Linked DNA regions of Homo sapiens: region 1 is linked to region 2. A link is an interaction called in ENCODE POLR2A ChIA-PET data of the cell type or tissue named here. Cell type or tissue: HCT116. All regions are shown on one strand. Each heading gives the region's core, and the rest is flanking DNA. Links, peaks and the distances in the headings are about the cores only. Region 1 has its middle 47 kb from the start of EZH2. Region 2 overlaps ZNF398 (zinc finger protein 398).

Evidence for each region. ChIA-PET counts read pairs that join two places held together with the same protein. Peaks named below come from ENCODE experiments on the same cell type or tissue, not always from the same donor. Only the 100,000 strongest peaks of a DNase experiment are listed, where the experiment ranks them.
Region 1: POLR2A ChIA-PET joins it to region 2 with 5 read pairs; 2 of 35 experiments call an interaction of 5 or more read pairs at or near these places.

What each region holds. Positions count from the first base shown.
Region 1 is chr7:148,926,936-148,935,265 of GRCh38, forward strand. No RefSeq gene overlaps it. Among named protein-coding and RNA genes, the nearest start is that of EZH2, 47 kb to the left of the region's middle. RefSeq lists an enhancer at 2,205-3,010. In HCT116, for the core only: no CTCF peak of the experiment used is centred there; no DNase peak of the experiment used is centred there.
Region 2 is chr7:149,156,851-149,165,180 of GRCh38, forward strand. All of the region lies in intron 2 of ZNF398 (zinc finger protein 398), which reads left to right. It also overlaps the pseudogene LOC100420549. Among named protein-coding and RNA genes, the nearest start is that of ZNF398, 14 kb to the left of the region's middle. RefSeq lists enhancers at 1-416, 417-984, 3,077-3,136, 4,601-4,750. In HCT116, for the core only: no CTCF peak of the experiment used is centred there; no DNase peak of the experiment used is centred there; H3K27ac peaks cover 382 bases.

The sequences.
Region 1 (8,330 bases), core at 176-8,175, 230 kb before region 2:
ACAAGTTACTGTTCTAAGAGTATCACTTTCACATCTCTCCCTAACCAAAAAGAAAAACAGAAAACCCCACAATGAGAGATAAGATTACAAGGGATGTTTGTCTCCCTCTTTATACTATTCTGTTTTTTCTAGTTTTTCTATGTTAACGTTTTGCTCTTTTTATTATAAAAAGTTATGGAAAAGAAAGCTCCTGAATGGTTCCCTCTCGCCTGCCAAATATCTTCGGGGGCCCACCCCCGAGAGCCCTTGGCAGCCGGACCCTCACTGCTGGCATGTCCTTAGTTCCTTCTCTTCCTCCTTGAGTGATCTCCACCTCTCTATGTGCAGCCAAAACTGAACTCTGACCCGCACTTCACTGAGAAAGTCTCCCTCGGATCCCATGAAAGGAAACCAGATGGGCCAGAACTATTCCAAGGCATGAGGGGCAACAGACAGAGACAGATGGAAGACATATGTTAAAGTCACAATTGGACCAAGTAAGAATCCCTAAAGGCGAGTGCTTAGGTCTCAGTTACATTACTCACTCCAGCATTCTGAAATTCTTTTCCTCACTCTATTATACTTAATTTGAGCTTGGAATATCACACTAATTTTTCTCATTGCTTACTTTTTTTTAATGCCAGTGTGCTCGTTGGGCGTCGCTATTCAACAAACCATGAGCAATCTAAAATGCAAGCCCTCCTCTGATGAGAAGTGAAATTGATTTTTTTAAAAGCCACTTGGATTCACCAGAAACAACTGTCTTTTAACACTTGTCTGAACTCCTACCTAATTATTTTTAGGGCTTTGGGCTAGAAAGCAAATTGCATTATGTTCTTCTAAAAGTATATACTTACAGAACCATCTGTAATCCCTTCAAAGCAATCTTTGCAAGTCACTACTGGAATATTTAATGCTATAAATTCTATTAGATCATAGAGTCACAGGGCTGGAAGCCATCTAGAGAGCCAACAGATCATAGGCCTCTGCTGTCTTCAAAACCACATCTTAAGTAGGCCAGAAAATAAATGACCAAATGTATCTTTTCTGTAAATCCCTTTCTGCTTCCACCTCCCACCCTTAAAAATATTTTCAGGTAGAATGAGATCAAGTCCATAAACATCTAAATTTAAAAAGGGAATTGGGCCGGGCATGGTGGCTCATGCCTATAATCCCAGCACTTTGGGAGGCCAAGGCGGGCAGATCACCTGAGCCTGGCTAACACAGTGAAACCCCATCTCTACTAAAAATTCAAAAAACTAGCCAGGCAAGGTGGCGCACACCTGTAATCCCAGCTACTCGGGAAACTGAGGCAGGAGAATCGCTTGAACCTGGGAGGCAGAGGGTGCAGTGAGCTGAGACCGCGCCACTGCGCTCCAGCCTGGGCGACAGAGCGAGACTCCGTCTCAAAAATAAATAAATAAATAAATAAATAAAAATATAAAGGGAATTGGAGAAGAAGGTGTGATGGTCCATGAGTACTTCCCCCACTGGGAACATCTGCAGGGATCACAGGTAAACACTCTGGGATGGGCCCCACCCTTTCTTCTCTCCTTATCGCCAGGTTATCCAACAGGGTAGGCACCAGCAGCCAAGCCTAGTCCAACCTAGGTGATCCCCCTGCCCAAATTCCCAAGGCAGGAAGTAGCGTTAAGAAGAGACAGACTTCGTGACATCTACATGAAAACAATGGCTTCTTTATCTCCAAGGCCAGATTCATTCTAACTTGGGCAAATGCTAAGAGGCATTTTTTTTATGGGTAAAAGCAAGTCAGGCCCTATCCTAAAATGAAAGTGTATTAGAAGTCGCAGTCTCCTGGCTAGGCGCGGTGGCTCACGCCTGTAATCCCAGCACTTTGGGAGGCCGAGGCGGGTGGATCACGAGGTCAGGAGATGGAGACCATCCTGGCTAACACGGTGAAACCCCGTCTCTACTAAAAAGACAAAAAAATTAGCCGGGCGTGGTAGCGGGCGGCTGTAGTCCCAGCTACTTGGGAGGCTGAGGCAGGAGAATGGCGTGAACCCGGGAGGTGGAGCTTGCAGTGAGCCGAGATGGCGCCACTGCACTCCAGCCAGCGCGACAGAGCGAGACTCCGTCTCAAAAAAAAAAAAAAAAAAGTCGCAGTCGCCTTCTGTGGCATTATCCCATGCTCTCCTTCATTGTCACCCTCCTTCCCACCCCCAAACCCCTGCTTTTTCCACCTCTCTCCTTTTTCAGACCCCATAGGACCTTCCACCTCCCCTCAGTCTAACAGTAACTCAACGTTCACTCACACAGCAAGTGTTTTTTGAGCACCTCCCATGCCCCAGACACTGCACTGAGCACTGTTCATAAATATCCTCTCCTTTAATATCCATGGCATGACTCAGGTAGGTACTGTACTCGCCCTCATTCAGCTGACAAAGGAACCGAGGCACAGAGAAAGTAAGTAACCTGCCTAAAGGCACAAGCTGGTGAGCAACAGAGGAAGCCAAGACCTGAGCCCGGGAAGTCCAAGGTCAGTGGCCCTGCTCTGGGCGGCTTCCTCATTAGGCCTCCTCTCAGGCATGGGACAACCTCTAGGGGCCTTCTATTTGCTGACGGTTGTGTTACCTTGAGACCAGCCCACACTGGGCCTACTCTGTTGATAACAAAATGGTCAGTTACCTTGAAGGTACAACACAGCCAAAAAGCTCTCACGTCATGGAGCCCAGGCAGGCGCAATAGAAAACGCTGGACCCTCTAACAACACCCGGAACCTACGATTCCTCGTTTCGGAACCAAGAAGACTGAGACATGACCGGAACCCGAACTCCGGAACTCTTCCAGAAGCGAGGGGTCCAGTGGCCGGAAGATCCGGGACTAAAATTGGCCTCCACATACCTTACCATAAATGGCCAAATTTGAAGCCTTCCAATTGGACCCTGTCCAGCCAACATTCCCAAATCCTTTCCCTCTCCCTCCGAGCCCATAAACTTGCCCCAGACCCCAAGTCAGGGAGACAGATTTAAGCCCAATTCCCATCTCCTTGCTGGCAGGTTTTGCAATAAAGCCTTTCCTGTCTCAGCCAGGCACCGTGCCTCACGCCTGTAATCCCAGCACTCTGGGAGGCCAAGATGGGAGGATCGCTTGAGGCAAGAAGTTGGAGACCAGCTTGGTCAATATAGTGAGACCCCCATCTCAAAAAAAAAAAAAAAAAAAAAAAAAAAGCCAGCCGGGCGCAGTGGCTCATGCCTGTAATCCCAGCACTTTGGAAGGCCGAGGCGAGTGGATCACCTGAGGTCAGGAGTTCCAGATCAGCCCGGCCAACATGGAGAAACTCCTCCTCTACTAAAAATACAAAAATCAGCTGGGTGTGGTGGCACATGCCTGTAATCTCAGCTATTCAGGAGGCTGAGGCAGGAGAATCTCTTGAACCTGGGAGGCAAAGGTTGCAGTGAGCCGAGATCGCTCTACTGCACTTCAGCCTGGGCGACAAGAGTGAAACTCCGTCTAAAAAAAAAAAAAATTAATTAATTAAAACAAAAACAAAACAAAAAAAAATGTCTTTCCTGCCTAGCTGTTGGCTTCTGTGCGCATAGGGCAGCGAACCGTTGTTAACAGCAGTGGTGCAAGCATTAGGAAGTATAAGGTGCTGGGAGAGTATATGAGGAGAGGACCTGACACCATCTGGGCTCAGGGATAGCTTCTTGGAGTGGGGAGACAATTAAATTAGGGCCAGGCAGATAGAAGAGTCATCAGAGAAAGAGGTAGGGGAGGAACGTTTCGGTCCAGGAAATGAATTCATTCATGTGTTCGTTTACTCTCTCATTTGGAGTTTGATACTGAGCTGCCAGTGAACGCTGCTTTCTCAGAGGCATTGGCATCTGCAGACTAGAACCTGGGCAGGAAGCAGAGATTCTGGTAGTCATTCACTCATTAACCCTATCAATATCTGTCGACCCTAAACTGTGTCATTGTTAACCTCAGGCAACAAGGGTTGCTGGGGCTTATTTGACAAATGGATGAGGGGCCTTCCCTTCCTTCCTGAGATCTTCACACAAAGGCCACTTGGCAGGTGAGGCCAACTCCGGATGAACATCCTTCACTTCATCCATTAGTTTTTAATGCCCTTTCCAAGAAAAAGAGGCCAAGTGCACCAGACTCCTGCTGCACTCAGAGTCTGAGCTGCTCTGTACCACTGTATCCTCAAACTTGTCCTGGAAGACAGAATGGAAGTGATGGTTCAGCCAAATGGCCCACTCCTCCAAAGCTTTTCATACTTAAAAATCAAGCACTCTGGGAGGCATCTGCAATAATGTATGCTGTCTTGCTCTAGGCAGTGGTTACACGGGTATGCACACTATGTAAAAATTCATCAAGCTCTGCACTTAGGAGGTGAGCATCTTCTACATCTTTTTCACAATTCAATTAAAAAGTTTATTTAAAACATCAGCCAATGCAGTTCACTTTCTGGTTCTCATTAGCATTGTGGGAAAAGAGAATATTTGAGCTGGGAAGGACCCCTGAGAGTAGCTAAACTAGCCTTTACCAACATGTGTTCCATGGAACCCTGGCCCCAAGAGATTGTCTGAAAAACAGAAATGCATATGGGTCAAATAAACGGGACAGATGCTACATAGTATTTGTTTTAGGGATTCACAATATCAGCTCCAAAAGAGAGCTCATCGGTCTCCACACATCCCGCCCTCCACCTCATAGTCTCCATGTCAATATCACTTTTTCCATACTCCAGGAAATGGTATCCACCCAATGGCACAAGCCAGAAATCTGGGAGTCGTTTCTGATTTTTAGCTTTCTCTTACTTCTTGCAATTACATCTCCAAAACTGTTCTGAAATCTGTCCACTTTTGCCCCATTTTCACTCCATTACTCAGAACTGCCAGCATGACGTCTCTCCCCTAAAACACCTTGGGCCTCCTAATGGTTCTGCCTCCCTCTCCCTCTTCTCTACAAAGCAGCCAGAAGCTCCCAGAAAAACAGATATATCACTCCCCTGATGAAAATCTTCAATAGTTTCATGTCTCCCTGAGAATAAAGTTCAAAATCCCTAAAAAGGCCTCTGAGCTCCCTATCCATCTGGCTTCAGGCTGGACTTCCCCAGTGTCTCCAATGTTCCACGCTCTCTCAATAGGGGCATTTGCTCTTTTTCTCTGCCACTCTCGATCATAACCTGGGCAACTCCTCCTCATCCTGTGGGGCTCAGCACTTCTTTGAGGATGCCCCCTGCCATGCACTCCCATTTTCCTTTTTTTTTTTTTGAGATGGAGTTTCGCTCTTTTTGCCCAGGCTGGAGTGCAATGGTGCAATCTCAGCTCACTGCAACCTCAGCCCCCTGGGTTCAAGTGATTCTCCTGCCTCAGCCTCCCCAGTAGCTGGGATTATAGGCATCCGCCACCACGCCCAGAAAATTTTTGTATTTTTAGTCCAGGTTTCACCATGTTGGCCAGGCTGGTCTTGAACTCATGACCTCAGGTGATCCACCCACATTGGCCTCCCAAAGTGCTAGGATTACAGGTGTGAGCCACCACACCCGGTCCCAGATTTCCTCTTTCATAATATCCTTGAAATCCATGGCCTGCTCAATGGACAAGGACTATGTTGTCGCTCAGGGCTCTACCTCTAGCAATGCCTGGCCTAGGAGGCATTCAATACTTGCTTTTGAATAAATGATAATACTGAATGTAAAATAAAATGAAAAGAAAATTCCTCTTACACTTAATATAACTGAGAATTTCCCAAACAGAGTTGACCACAAAATTCTTTTCTCATTCAACCCTAAAAAACTTGTGCTCCTTGGAATACTTGGTAGAAAAGCGGATCTGTTCCAAGTCTCATTTTACAGATTCTGAGGCCCAGAGAGGTGAAAAGAACTGACTGAAGTCATTTAGCCCGTTAGTTCTTGAAAGACTATAATTTGTTCTCAGAAAATAACGTACAGTGTAGTAAAATTTAACTATATTTAACACTACTTGGAGATGTTTTGAAGCTAAGAAATACCGTAGAAATTAGAAATCTCAATTAAGATAAGAGGAAAGGGCTAGGCAAGAAAGATAAGAAGCTGGTTTCTTATCACTCACATCGAAATAAAATTAAATTATTAAACAGTTAAGTGAAAATAAGAGCAAAATCTAGAAAAAAAAGGTAAGGGAATATTTAACTGAATTATCAATGGGAAGAACGTTCTACACTTAAAAACAATGGAAGAAACCATAGAGTAAATGACGTGACTGCTAAAAACTAAAATGTTTATGTATTAAAACATCATACAATTAAAGGCAAGCAACAAACAAGGGAAAGGTTTTCAGCGTATGCTACAGATTCAGCTAATTATTCAAAAATTTATATTAGAGAGGCGGGGGGCGGGTGGCTCATGCTTGTAATCTCAGCACTTTGGGAGGCTGAGGCAGGCGGATCATTTGAGGTCAGGAGTTCGAGACCAGCCTCACAAACACGATGAAACCCCTACTAAAAATACCAAAAAATAGCTGGGTGTGGTGGTGCGAGCTTGTAATCCCACTCTGGAGGCTGAGGCATGAGAATCGCTTGAACCTGGGAGGTGGAGGTTGCAGCGAGCTGAGATCGTGCCACCGCACTCCAGCCTGGGTGACAGAGTGAGACTCCATCTCAAGAAAATATATATATATATATTAGAGCATATGCAAATAATAAGGAAAGCATTCAAGGGGAAATGTTTAGTAAACATGGAAAAAGTTCATGCTGACTGCAAATCAAACAAATGCAAATTAAATGAGCTGGGCATGCTGGCATACACCTGTAGTCCCAGCTACTCCGGAGACTGTGGTGGAAGGATCGCTTGAACCCGGGAGGTTGAGGCTGCATTGAGCTGTGATCATGCCACTGCACTCCAGCCTGGGTGACAGGGCGAGACCCTGCCTCAAAAAATTAAATTAAATTAAATTAAAAATGCAAATTAAAGCCACAAGAAACCACTGCCACCATTCAAATGTTCAAAGATTAAGAAAAAGAAAAATCGTCATGACTGGGCACAGTGGCTCACGCCTGTAATCCCAGCACTTTGGGAGGCCGAGGCAGGTGGATCACCTGAGGTTGGGAGTTCGAGACCAGCCTGGCCAACATAGTGAAACCCAATCTCTACTAAAAATACAAAAACGTAGCTGGGCATGGTGGCAGATGCCTGTAGTCCCAGCTACTCAGGAGGCTGAGGCAGGAGAATCACTTGAACCCTAGAGGCAGAGGTTGCAGTGAACCAAGGTCATGCCACTGCACTCCAGCCTGTGCAACAAAAGCGAAACTGTCTCAAAAAAAAAAAGAAAAATGGTCATTCCCAAAAACCTCACTAAGGTGAGGCACTAGTCAAGAACCCTCTATTCATGCTCATAGTCTTTCTGAGAAGTCCTTGGCAAGATGTTACGATAACCTGAAGAGTATGCTGAGACCTGGTGATTTCACTTCCAAAAATACTAAGGAAATAACCCAGTTGAGAGTCATGAACTCAGATGTACATGTTGGCATTATGTAAAACAGTGAAAACTGGAAGTCACTGGCGTGTTCACCAGTGGGGGTATGACTGAGTAAAAGGCAGGCAGGCCACAGCAAGGAAAACGATGCCCATGAAGAGATTTTAAACGTACGGGGAAGTGCTTTAACTTAGATAGGGTCTCACACAGGCTGGCCTTGACCTCCTAAACTCAAGCAACCCTCCCACCACAGCCTCTCAGAGTGCTGGGATTACAGGTGTGAGCCACCATTATAGGCATGAGCCACCACGCGTGCCCACTTTAACTTTATGTATTTATTTTTTTTGAGATGGAGTCTTGCTCTGACACCCAGGTTGGAGTGCAATGGCACAATCTCGGCTTACTGTAACCTCTGCCTCCTGGGTTCAAGCAATTCTCCTGCCTCAGCCTCCCAAATAGCTGGGACTACAGGTGCCCGCCACCACGCCCAGCTAATTTTTGTATTTTTAATAGAGACAGGGTTTCACCATGTTGGCCAGGCTGGTCTGGAACTCCTGACCTCAAGTGATCCACTCAGCTCGGCCTCCCAAAGTGCTGGATTACAGGCGTGAGCCACTGTGCCTGGCCTTTAACGTTTGTTTTTGTTTTTGTTTTTTGTTTTTGAGATGGAGTTTCGCTCTTGTTGCCCAGGCTGGAGTGCAATGGCATGATCTCATCTCACTGCAACCTCCACCTCCTGGGTTCAAGCGATTCTCCTGCCTCAGCCTCCCGAGTAGCTGGGATTACAGGCGTGCTGATTTTTGTATTTTTAGTAGAGATGGGGTTTCACCATGTTGACCAGGCTGGTCTCAAACTCCTGACCTCAGGTGATCCACCCGCCTCAGCCTCCCAAAGTGCTGGGATTACAGGCGTGAGCCACCACACCCAGCT
Region 2 (8,330 bases), core at 258-8,257:
AACTCCATTTCAAAAAAAAAAAAAAGAATAATTATAAATTTACTGTGTGGTAATTTAGTTAGAACTTACTATTCTAAGTGTTCTACTTATTTTAAGGCATATGAGTCTCAGAAGAACCCAACTTGCCCGAGGTCACATAGTTAATATAAATAACAAAGTTGTGTTTTAACTAGGTTGGCTCCAGAGCAGATGCTCTTAACCACGTTAGGTTTACTGTCTCAGGCTTTCGGCTTGAAGAACTGGGTAGATGGTGTTGGAGTTTCCTTGAGGGGAATACCTTGGGAAAGTGTGGCCTTGGGGGTGGGAGGAAATTAGGAGTTCCCCTTTGACAATGTTAGGTTTGAAATGCCTGTGATACTTTCAGGAGAGACGTTAAAAGTGGACTAAGAAAGTCCAGGACAGGGCGGGGCACGGTGGCTAATGCCTGTAATCCCAGCACTTTGGGAGGCCGAGGCGGGCGGATCACGAGGTCAGGAGATCGCGACCATCCTAGCTAACACGGCGAAACCCCGTCTCTACTAAAAAATATATAAAATTAGCCGGGCGTGGTGGCGAGCGTCTGTAGTCCCAGCTACTCGGGAGGCTGAGGCAGGAGAATGGCATGAACCCGGGAGGCGGAGCTTGCAGTGAGCCAAGATGGCGCCACTGCACTCCAGCCTGGGCGACAGAGACTCCGTCTCAAAAAAAAAAAAAGAAAATCCAGGACCAGCAGGGCGCGGTGGCTCACGCCTGTAATCCCAGCACTTTGGGAGGCCAAGGCAGGCGTATCACGAGGTCAAGAGATCGAGACCATTGTGGCCAACATGGTGAAATCCCGTCTCTACTAAAAGTACAAAAATTAGCTGGGCGTGGTGGCGCTCGCCTGTAGTCCCAGCTACTTGGGAGGCTGAGACAGGAGAATTGCTTGAACTCGGGAGGCGGAGGTCGCAGTGAGCCGAGATCGTGCCACTGCACTCCAGCCTGGCGACAGAGTAAGACTCTGTCTCAAAAAAAAAAAAAAAAAAAAGAGTCCAGGACCAAGTCCGGTGGTAGGAGGAGCCGGCAGAGGAGATTAAGAAGGAAAGGCTGGGCCAGCGCCGTGGCTCATGGTGGCAGGCGCCTGTAGTCCCTGCCTGTAGCTACTCGGGAGGCTGTGGCAGGAGAATCGCTTGAACCCAGGAGGTGGAGGTTGCAGTAAGCCGAGATCGTGCCATTGCACTCCAGTCTGGGCAACAGAGCAAGACTCCGTCTCCAAAAAACGAATAAAAATAAAAATCAAAAAGAAGGAAAGGCTGATGAGGTAGAGGAAAAAACAAACAGGAAAGTATGTGGTGTCACAGGGCCAAGGAGAAAAAAAAAGCATCCCAAGTAGAGAGTTGTCATTTATGTTGAATATGTTACTGGGAGGTTTAGAAAGATGAGGACATTGAGTATGATTTGTCTGCATAGATGTCACTGGTGGCTTTTACAATAATTGCTTGTGTGGACTGGTGGGATAGAAGACTGAATGGAGCAGATTTTGAAGAGTGAATGCGAAGAGAAAAAATGGAAAGATGATCAACAACTTTTTCAGATTTTTCTGTGAAGTGGGGTGGAGATGAGGAAGTACCTGGGAAGGATATTGGAGCCGTTTCTCATAGAGAACCTTCTCCATAGTACATTTTGTTTGTGCATCTGGAGCTCCTCCAGAAGTTCCTTGGGATAATTTAAATTTAGTATTCATGGCCTGGCGTGGTATCTCACACCTGTAATCCCAGCACTTTGGGAGGCCTAGGCAGGCAGATCATCTGAGGTCAGGAGTTGGAGACCAGCCTGACCAACATGGTGAAACCCTGTCTCTACTGAAAATACAAAATTAGCTGGGCATGGTGGCGCATTCCTCTAATCCCAGCTACTCGGGAGGCTGAGGCAGGAGAATTGCTTGAACCCAGGAGGCAGAGGTTGCAGTGAGCCGAGATCATGCCATTGCACTCCAGCCTGGGTGACAGAGCGAAACACCGTTTCAAAAAAAAAAAAAAAGAAAATTAGTATTTATTTTAAGAATAATAGTAAAGGTAAGTTAAAATTATTGTCTTATCTGGAATAAGTGGTTAACAGTTAAACTGTCCATCTTAGACTCTAAAATCATCTATAAAGTAATGTGATTTCCCTTAAAGATTTTTTTTTTTTGAGATGGAGTCTCCCTCTTGCTCAGGCTGCAGTGCAGTGGCGTGATCTCGGCTCACTGCAACTTCCACTTCCCGGGGTCAAACGATTCTCCTGCCTCAGCCTCCCAAGTAGCTGAGATTACAGGTGTGTACCACCACGCCTGGTTAATTTTTGAATTTTTAGAGGAACTCTGACCTCAAGTGATGCACCTGCCCTGGTCTCCCAAAGTGCTGGGATTACAGGTGTGAGCCACCGCGCCTGGCCATCTCTTAAATATTTCTTAATGAAATTAAAATGCATTTGATTCTAGTCAAAATGTATTAAAGATTTACTAAATTGAAATATGAGAAACTTTTGTGTCCTTGCTTTGTTGAAAATGCTCTTTTTCGGCTGGGCGCGGTGGCTCACGCCTGTAATCCCAGTACTTTGGGAGGCTGAGGCAGGTGGATCATGAGGTCAAGAGATCGAGACCATCTGGCTAACATGGTGAAACCCCGTCTCTACTAAAAATACAAAAAAAATTAGCCGGGCATGGTGGCGGGTGCCTGTAGTCCCAGCTACCCGGGAGGCTGAGGCAGGAGAATGGCGTGAACCCGGGAGGTGGAGGTTGCAGTGAGCTGAGATCGCACCACTGCACTCCAGCCTGGGCTACAAAGTGAGACTCCGTCTCAAAAAAAATGCTCTTTTTCTGCTCTTAAATTTGAATGCCAAGTTCCAGGTCCAAAATAACTTTTCCTCAAAAAAAAAAAAAATTTTTTTTTTTGAGATGGAGTCTCACTCTGTCTCTGTTAGAAAGATGGAGTGCAGTGGCACAGTCTCCACTCACTTCAGCCTCCACCTCCCAGGCTCAAGCGATTCTCGTGTCTCAGTCCCGAGTAGCTGGGACTAAAAGCATGCACCACCATGCCTGGCTAATTTTTGTATTTTTAGTAGAGATGGGGTTTCCCCATGTTGGCCAGGCTTGTCTCGAACTCCTGACCTCAAGTGATCCTTCTTCCTCAGCCTCCCAAAGTTCTGGGACTACAGGTGTGAGTCACCGGGCCCAGCCAGTGTGAAACTTTGATACATTTGTATAAAGTGTAATGATAAAAGGAGGATAATTAGCTGATTAGCATATCTATCACCTGAAGCATTTATCATTTCTTTGTGTTGGGAACACCAAAAAAATCCTCTTTTCTAGGCCAGGCGCGGTGACTCACGCCTGTAATCCCAGCACTTTGGGAGGCCAAGGCGGGCGGATCACAAGGTCAGGAGATCGAGACCATCCTGGCTGACACGGGGGTCTCAACTAAAAATACAAAAAAGTAGCCAGATGTGGTGGTGGGGGCCTGTAGTCCCAGCTACTTGGGAGGCTGAGGCAGGAGAATGGTGTGAACCTGGGAAGCGGAGCTTGCAGTGAGCTGAGAGTATAGACCAGTTTATACTAGGAAGTGGGATTCTCTTCTGCATATGGCCATTCCCTACATGCAGTCTTAACCCCAGTGAGGCAGAATTCACAGTCCTCCTCTGAATGCACTCTTCAGTTTCCTTCACTTGAATGTTTTCTCCATTCCCATTAGGACTAGCCAAAGTCACATCTCTTTTTGAGTCATGCCAGCCCCATGTCTTGTCCATGTCATTCATTTGCAGATAGTCATATTCCCCTTTGGGGCAGAAACCATATTTTAGTTATCTCAATGCTTAGGGAAAACCTTGTATGTAGTGGATACTCAGAATATTTTCTTGTGTGAATTAAGTATGCTTTGCATTTGTATCTAACTCTGAGTAACTCTGAGTCCTCCACCCTCCAGAAGCTCACAGCTTTAGATTATCACCTTTCTTCTTGAAATCATTGTGAACTCCTAGAGATTGGTCTGTGCCTTATTTTTCCTGTATCCTTTCAGTACCCCATATAGTTTTCTCAGTCAGGAGGCACTTAGTAAACAGTAAAGATTTTTAGACTGAGGGGGCTAGAGTGGGGGCGGGCTGCTGGCTGAGGTGGTGTCTCTGCTCTGCACCCCAAGGAGGCCTGTCAGGAGGAGGTGGGCTTTCCCCAACGCTGCCCTCTTGACCCTTGGAGCTCTCCCAGGATTCCTCAGATTTCCCCAGCGCCCCTTTGGCACTGTGTCTCCTCCTCTTTGCCCTGCCTTCTCCCTGTCCCACCACCACCTCCTCACCCTGTCTATCCCTCCTCCTCTTTGCTCTGGCTCCTTGCCACCAGGATCTTTTCCTAACTTTTTTCTTTCCTAGTAGAGACAATGGGCTGACAACCTGACTTCCAAAAAATATTGAGGAAAGGCAAAAACTAGTTTTTAGGCCAGGTGTGGTGACTCAAGCCTGTAATTCCAGGGCTTTGGGAGGCTGAGGTTGGAGGATTGCTTGAGGCCAGGTGTAGGACACCAGCCTGGGCAACATAGCCAGACCCATCCCTACAAAAATTATGTTTCTAAAGATTGACTCGCCATAGTGGCATGTCACTTCCTGACTCGTCCCAGCTACTCAGGAAGCTGAAATCGGAGGATGACCTGAGCTCAGGAGGTCGAGGCTATAGTGAGCAATGATCACATCACTGCACCCCAGTTTGGATGACAGAGTGAGACCCTGTCTTAAAAACAAGCAAAACAAAACAAAACCAAAACCAAAAACAACTAGTTACCAGATTCTGAATGCCTAACATACAAGCATACAAGGTGGCAGGATGAGTACATAAAGTCGCAAAAAGTACTCAAGTGCCTATTAAATGAAAAGCAAACATACCAGGAAAAACTTCAGCTCCTGCTTGAAGAACTAAGAGGGGAATTAGTAGAAAAGCTAAGGACTTAGAAGAAATGAAGCTGCAGGTAATTAACTCCAAAAAAAAAAAAAAAGGGGAATTGTTAAAAGCCCAAATACAGCAAGAATTAGAAACTCCAGTGTTTTTGCAATTGGGATGAAGAAGTGGAAAAGTATAGAGCTGCAAGCTTTGCTATAAACATACATTTCTTAAATAGAATCTGAAACACTAGGAAGAAGAATTTACATGTAGTTTAGAAAAAAACTCTAAAATTTGAATTAGAGATTTATTTTTATTTTTACTTATTTATATATTTTTCAAGACAGGGTCTTGCTCTCGCCTGGGCTGGAGTGCAGTGGTGCTATCTTGGCTCACTGCAGCCTTAAGGCTCAAGTGAGACTCTTGACTCAGCCTCCCGAGTGGCTGGGACTACAGGTGTGCATTACCACAGCTGGTTAATTTTTTTTTTTGAGTCGGAGTCTCGCTCTGTCGCCCAGGCTGGAGTGCAGTGGCGCAGTCTCGGCTCACTGTAACCTTCGCCTCCTGGGTTCACGCCATTCTCCTGCCGCAGCCTCCCGAGTAGCTGGGACTACAGGCGCCTGCCACCACGCCTGGCTAATTTTTTTATATTTTTAGTAGAGACAGGGTTTCACCATGTTAGCCAGGATGGTCTCGATCTCCTGACCTCGTGATCCGCCCGCCTCGGCCTCTCAAAGTGCTGGGATTACAGGTGTGAGACACTGTGCCTGGCCCCACAGCTGGCTAATTTTTAAATTTCTTTATACAGACAGGATCTCACTATGTTGTCCAGGCTGGTTTCGAACTCCTAACCTCAAGTGATGCTCCTGCCTTGGCCTCCCAAAGTGCTGAGATTACAGGCATGAGCCAGTGCACCTGGCCTGAATTATAGATTGCAAGACTGGGGAAAGATGTAGAACTATATAACCAGCTGCTTAGTGTTGATCCCACAAGAGGCAACAAATGAGTAGAGGAACTTGTTTGAGAAAAAGTCCATTTGTTTCAGAAATTAAAATAATTCATAGGCTGGCTGGGCACAGTGGTTCACGCCTGTACTCCCAGCACTTTGGGAGGCCGAGGTGGGCAGATCGCCTGAGGTCAGGAGTTTGAGACTAGCCTGGCCAACATGGCAAACCCCTGGGTGGGGGGAGGGGGGCGGCGGAGGTTGCAGTGAGCTGAGATCGTGCCATTGCACTCCAGCCTGGGCAACAGAGCGAGAGTCTGTCTCAAAAAATATATATATATTCATTCAGAGGCTGAAGTAGCAGATTTAACGGCTGAAAAAGAGAATTCTGGTGCTCAGTTAGAAAACGTCCTAAGAATACAGGTGTGACAGTTGGCTGAGATGCAGTTACAGTCAGGTCCCAGTAGGCCAAAAATGTCACGTAAACTGTAGGTTAAATGCTCGGAAAAAGAGCCACAATCAAACAATGAACAAAATACCTGTTTTGTTTGTTTGTTTGTTTGTTTTTTTCAGACAGAGTTTCACTCCTGTCGCCCAGGCTGGAGTGCAGTGGCGTGATCTCAGCTCACTGGAACCTCCGCCTCCCAGGTTCAAGCGATTCTCCTGCCTCAGCCTCTTGAGTAGCTGGGATTACAGGCATGCGCCATCATGCCCAGCTAATTTTTTTTTTTTTTTTTTGAGATGGAGTTTTGCCCTTGTCGTGCAGGCTGAAGTACAATGGTGTGATCTCGGCTCACCGCAACCTCCGCCTCCCGAGTTCAAGCGATTCTCCTGCCTCAGCCTCCCAGGTAGTTGGGACTACAGGCCTGTGCCACCACGCCCCTGGCTAATTTTGTATTTTTAGTAGAGACGGGGTTTCTCCATATTGGTCAGGCTGGTCTTGAACTCCCGACCTCAGGTGAGCCACCGCGCCCGGCCAAGCCCAGCTAATTTTTGTGTTTTTAGTAGAGACAGGGTTTCGCCATGTTGGTCAGGCTGGCCTCAAACTGCTGACCTTGGGTGATCCACCCGCCTTGGCCTTCCAAAGTTCTAGGAGCCACTGCGCCTGGCCAAAGTACCTTTTTAATCATTAAAGATTACATAAAACTGAACAAGAAAGAAATACCCTGACCAGGCTGGGAGTGGTGGCGGTGGCTCACGCCTGTAATCCCAGCACTTTGGGAGGCTGAGGTAGGTGAATCATTTGAGGTCAGGAGTCGAGCCCCACCTGACCAATATGGTGAAACCCCGTGTCTACTAAAAATACAAAAATGAGCCAGGCGTGATGGTGTGCACCTGTAATCCCAGCTACTTGGGAGGCTGAGGCAGGAGGATTGCTTGAACCCAGGAGACAGAGGTTGCAGTGAGCCGAGATAGCGTCACTGCACTCCAGCCTGGGTGATGGAGCAAGACTCCATCTTAAAAAAAGAAAGAGGGCCGGGCGCAGTGGCTTGAGCCTGTAATCCCAGCACTTTGGGAGGCCGAGGCGGGCAGATCACAAGGTCAGGAGATCGAGACCATCCTGGCTAACACGGTGAAACCCCATCTCTACTAAAAATACAAAAAATTAGCCGGGCGTGGTGGTGGGCGCCTGTAGTCCCAGCTACTTGGGAGGCTGAGGCAGGAGAAGGGCGTGAACCCGGGAGGCAGAGCTTTCAGTGAGCCAAGATCGCACCACTGCACTCCAGCCTGGGTGACAGAGCAAGACTCCGTCTCAAAAAAATAAAAATAAAAATAAAAAAAGAGAAAGAAAGAAATACACTGAGCACTAAAGTCAAAGAACGAAACTTTCAAGCATACTAGAAATAACAGCCATGAAACTAGAGGCAGCAAGAGTGAGCTAGAAAGGGAAAGGAAAAAGATTCAAAGTGAACTGGATGGTTTACTGTCAGACAATGAAATTCTGAGACCAGCTATTGAACACCACAAAGTGCCCTTAGTAAAAAAAGATCATATATTAATATGTAAGGCACCAGATGCCAAGGAAGAAGGTTGTAAAAGACTTCTGGCATTACAGGATGAAAAGCTAGAATTTGAAAACAAGTTAGCAGATAGAAAATGAAAGTGGATCATGATGTCTGCAAGCAATGTGAAAAGCATCAGTGTGAAAAGAAATTGTGGGAGGCCGGGCACGGTGGCTCACACCTGTAATCCCAGCACTTTGGGAGGCTGAGGCAGGTGGATCACGAGGTCAGGAACTCGAGACCAGCCTGACCAACGTGGTGAAACCCCATTTCTACTAAAAATACAAGAATTAGCGGTGTGTGGTGGCGGGTGCCCGTAATCCTGGCTACTTGGGAGGCTGAGGCAGGAGAATTGCTTGAACTCGGGAGGCAGAGGTTGCAGTGAGACGAGATCGCGCCACTGCACTCCAGCCTGGGTGTACAGCGAGACTCTGTCTCTAAAAAAAAAAAAGAAAAGAAAGAAAGAAAATGCAGAGGAAGAAAAAAACGAAAATTTTGACCTGGAATAGTAAATCAGTAGTTTTCA